Linked DNA regions of Homo sapiens: region 2 is linked to region 1. The links are chromatin loops, found by intact Hi-C in ENCODE. Cell type or tissue: heart right ventricle. All regions are shown on one strand.

Region 1 (2,500 bases):
TCAGCAACTGAAAGTTGTGGTGTCAGAACACAGCAAGGCCGGTCATGAAGCTGGAGCAAAGAGGGTGATGTCACACTAGTGCGTGCCGACTATGAGCTACACCGACTCACACAGGCCTCTTTTATTCCAACAACAACCCCTCGAGGTCAGTATTAAGTTATATAGCAGCAATGGGTAACCACTGAGTCATTTAATGCACAGATGTAAATTTGGGGACAATTTTTCTTACAGTAATGTGGGGAGCAGATTCAGCAGCACACACACTGGAGGCAGAATGTTTATGTTCTGCAGAGCAAAAAATAAAAAAAAAAACCCTTTCAACCATCAAAAGACCAGGCAAGTCTTGCTGATTTGCAGGACAGAGGGGCTTCTGGCAAGATGTGCCTGGAGCCAGGGGAGCGGCGCTGAAGCCTCAGGGATGCGCAGGGAGGGGCAGGATGTGGTGTGCATTGCCCTGGAATCATGTTCCTGAGCCTCATCAAGGAGGAGCCGGGTTTCCTGGAGCAGCCGCCCCTGTGATGACACGAAGGAAAAGGATATGATCAATATCCTTTCTGAAAAGGATGGAAAAACGGCACCCTCCCCTGGACTCGCACACATTTTTTTCTAGCTCAGCAAGAAAGAGTGAGGTCCCCTCAGCCTCTGCGCACATCAGGGTGACAAAGGTGGACAATGTCTGGTTCGCCTTTCACCTTCAAGGCCAATTCTGGGACTTACAGAGTAGGTGTCAAAATTGTATTTTAAGACAAATGCACTTGGTACTGATGTGCTTAATGGCTCCATTTTAGACATTTTCCACAATTCACACTCACACCTGAGGCAATCAGTATAGAAAAATCTTGGCAGAAAAGTGAACAGGTGACAGGTTTGGGTTACCTGTGAGTGTTTAATTGAAGGACTGTGGTTTCCTTACTCCTTTGGCTTCACACAGATAATTAAAACTTGAAAGTGCTTTGAATATTTATTCATTTTTTTCACCAACAGCTGATGATCATTAAACACACAGAAAATTCACAATAAGTATTTGGTCAAGCCCTTTGTTCTTCCTGTTCGTACAAACCTGCAGGGTGGTTATGAAGATGGATGCGCTCTGGGTATACATTGGTTTTCAACTCTGCTGAAGGATCAGACACCCTCCCAGATGGAACAGCCCCACCTCTGGCTATAAATATTATAACCCCAGGGATTTCTAAGGAAATACATATTCACTGCTGAAGGTCCCAAGTGTGAATTTAGCTTAAGGAATGTGGAACGGCAGCCCCTGCCTTTAAACTTTATAATAAGGGTCCTTCCTGGAAGCGCAGCCTCCCGGGCCCACGCGACGTCTTTTCCTGGAAAACCAAAGACCTCAAGAGCTGCCGTGGCCAGGGCAGGCTCTCAGGTCTCTTTGGCTCTGAGCTCCTTTTTGTAATTCAGCTTCCTGACGCCTGCATGAAGATGCCAAACACGAAAATGGCTATTGTCCCATTCTAATGGACAAAAGTCCAGACAGGAATAGGCCTTGAAAAAAATGAGACTCTGCCCTGTTTTTGGCCAGTCCTGACACTAGGATCCTTCCTATAATACTCAGGTGAGGAAAAAACAAGTTACATATTTTCTTTACCTGCAAATACTGTGAAATAATAAAACTTTAGAGCATTATTAAACTTGCACTTCAGAAAGAAAACTATTGTATTCCCACATTTTGATTCCAACACACACCCTTCCCTTCCACCCTCACATTCTTCATATTCCTGAAATTGAGATGCATCTTACCCTCAGAGTTTACATTTTATGTCATGCTCCTCTCTTGAAAAAAAAATCTGTTATTGAGTTGGTTCTTTGTCTTTCATCTTATGCTATCTGAATTAGGGAAATGTGCCATGTGTTTTTCACCATCCAATTAATTTAAACACAAATATGCTCAATAACTGCAAAAGGTGACTCTAATGAGCTCTGTGGAAAGCATTTATTTCTTCCTAGACACAGAAATTTCCATCCTTATTCAGTTGGTCTTTCACTTATTTTTGTTCTGTTCTTGTAGGAACCCCATGTATTTCTTAGCCCACCTTGATCTTTATTGGGCTGTTATATTGCTTTTTCAAGGACATTATTATTGTATGCAAAAAGTCCTTATTCTCTGACTATGACTATGCTCTGCATTCACTTTGAAAAAAAAAGTTTGTAAACTAATTTCTCCAGTGATTTGCTCCCCCTAATGCTCTGCAAAATGCCAGCTGCCTGTGGATATTCCTGGAATTGGCTGCTTGAAACTAAAGGCTCTCAAGTTTTGCAATGATTTTTCCATGATCCTGGCTGTGTCTGAAACGTTTTGATGTGAAGAAGCATAAACTGGCTGGACCCTGAGCTGCAAATGAATTTCGTGGTCGGCAGGACTGAGAGTTTCATGTTACTTTCTGTGCAAGACCACCCACTGTCTCCCCATGACCTCTCCACTGCCCCCCACCCACTGGGATGTACAGCTGCTCTGGAGATGTTATTGAGCCATTCTCCTTCAAGT
Region 2 (2,500 bases), 61 kb after region 1:
GAAACAAAAACCCATAAAACATATGATCTAGGCACTTCTAGAATAAATCAACCAAAAACAGAAGTAGTAAGATACTAAGTCATCTATATGATGTCATGATTGATGAAGTGGATACAAATTCACAAATTAATCAATGCGGTAGAGCAGTGGCTCTGAAACTTGACCCAGTCTCCGAATTCAGATGTGCTCAAGCACCCATCACTGGGCCCACCCTGGAGTTTCTGCCTCAGTAGTAGAGAAGAAGGGGACTTGAGAATTTGCATCTGAGAAGTTCCCAGGCCATTGTAATGCTACTGGGCTGCTGGGCCTGGGGTCACACTTTGAGAATATGGTGTGGAGGATCAAAAATAATAACAAAATTTAACCAAGAGACAGATCTCAGTATGTATCTCTAACCACAGAGAAAGAACAGTGTACAAAAAATTTGTCCACTTATTAGGCCACAGAAAAATTCTGAATAAATTTAAAGTAGAAATAGTACAGAATGAAGCTCTGATTTCAGGTGATAAAGTTGAAAATGGATAGACTCAATCTCTTGGAAGCATGGCATATAAAAACAGATGGAGTTTTGCTAATCTCTCTCACAGAAAATGTGTATCCTGAAATACTTACATAAATAGACAGAAGGTGAATGAATAATCATCTAACCAAAGAAAATAAATCTGAAAACAGCATGTATGTGTGTATAATATAATTATTTTAGGGGAAGAACTAGATTCCAGTAGAAAAGATTTACTTTTTACTCTGAACTTTTCTATACTTTCTGAATTCTCTGATTATGCATGTGTACGACTTTTAAAAAAAAACCAGGCCAACAAGTTTCATTTGAGTGTGAAATTGGGGACCTTTTGATTTTTGCTCTTGTTTTTCTTTCAATTTCCGTGCATTAAGTGTTAGTTTTTGTAAATAAAGAAAGAATAGATAGTATCCTTATCCTTTGGAAGTTGACTTGGAAGAAAAATAAAATATCAGACACCACTAAGAAATTCAGTATTTCTAATTGATGTGAACAAGTGGGAGTAATTCTGTGGTGGAGCTGGTCAGGGTCTGAGACACAGCTGGTTTCCCTGGAACACATTACCAGCCCACCCTTGCCGTGCCAAGCCCTCCTTCCCAGACTGCAGCTGCCGTGAGTCTCTCATCAGGCAAGTGAGCTGTTTCATGAGTAGCTGACTCCCAAAAGTTGGCTGGCTGGGGCAGCTTGGGTGCTGATTTCAGTTCAGTATAACATGTCAAATGTTAATAATTAATGCTTTGCATAGTAATTGTCAAGTAGGAATAGTCAAAAAGAGAAACTTGTTGAAGAAGAGGATAAAAGGGAGCAGGAGGTAGGAAGCAGGGAGGATAAAAGAGCGTAGGTAAGAGTTGATAATAAACCGTGTCCAGGTGGAAATTCAGCAACAAAAACTGTATGAGGAGAAATGACCTCTTTGAAGGGTGTTGAATCATGAACACAAGGATGATTCAGCAATGAACTGGTAGCAGAGATCTCCAGGAAGGATACAGTTTAGGCTCATGGCTCCAGCAACCCAGACTCTAAGGAGAACCCAACAGGCCCACCACAGAAACTTGAGTTACCTGTGGCCCCAGCAGGAAAGCAGCAAGCAGTGGGAGCCAGAGATGTCATGAAATCACTTGCCTAAGTCTGCAAAAGAGTCCCCCAGGACAGAGAGGAAATTTGACCCCCCTCCTATTTCCAAGACATAGGCACGTTCACTGCCCCTGGGAGAGAAGGCGGAAGAAGAATCCCATGTCCTCCACTGTTCTGTCTTCTGTCTGTGGTCTTAGCTCTCCCCAGTTTCTGAAGTGGTGAAAATTTTCTCAAAACTTTCCCTCTATTTCTACCCCCAAATTTTTAAAGATTTTTCTGTATTCAGCCATGTGCCAAGTACATGACACATCTTCTGTTCCTGCACAGTCTGGTGAGGAGCATCTTCTGTTATCCCCACTTTATGGATGCAGGGTCTGTGGTCAGTGAGGGCAGCTGCTTGTCCTCACTGACAGTGAGTACTGGAGAGGGACTTGAATCCCCACCCATCTCTGTTCCAACACCAGCACATTCAAGAATCACATAGAACTCCACCCTCTCCCTCTCTCTTCCCCTCTCCTTTTCCTTTGTGTCTACTTAACTTGTATTATTGCCATTTGCTTCTTTTCCCCTCAGTGAAGTGTGAGACTGGTCAGTGTTTTTTTTTTTTTTTCTTTTCCCCCTGTTCGTTCCCAGGAAACAGTGAAGTTTATATAAGTCTCAATCAAAGCAGCCTTCCATCACCACGTTCCATCATCTGCCCAAACTTCTGCTTCCTCTTGACATTTAGGTCTGGGGTGGAGGGCAAAGGCTGTCACCAGAGAAAAGCCAGCTGCTCACAGCCACAATGTCTCACATGCTGGTCTGTCCTCAGATAGCCTGCCATGTCTCAGGGTCTGGTTCTCAACCTCAAAAGTTTCCAAAGATGACAACCTTCTCGCAGAGACAGGGCTCACTAGTTTTTTTTTTTTT

Evidence for each region. Peaks named below come from ENCODE experiments on the same cell type or tissue, not always from the same donor. Only the 100,000 strongest peaks of a DNase experiment are listed, where the experiment ranks them.
Region 2: it touches region 1 in a loop (3-fold over the local background); 2 of 110 quality-filtered maps call a loop at or near these places.

The regions. Positions count from the first base shown.
Region 1 is chr20:22,861,683-22,864,182 of GRCh38, forward strand. No RefSeq gene overlaps it. Among named protein-coding and RNA genes, the nearest start is that of SSTR4, 170 kb to the right of the region's middle. In heart right ventricle, a CTCF peak has its summit at 1,150; DNase peaks (open chromatin) are centred at 489 and 1,327; H3K27ac peaks cover 2,500 bases.
Region 2 is chr20:22,923,103-22,925,602 of GRCh38, forward strand. All of the region lies in intron 1 of LOC107985449 (a long non-coding RNA gene), which reads left to right. Among named protein-coding and RNA genes, the nearest start is that of SSTR4, 110 kb to the right of the region's middle. In heart right ventricle, no CTCF peak of the experiment used is centred here; a DNase peak (open chromatin) is centred at 1,122; H3K27ac peaks cover 2,299 bases.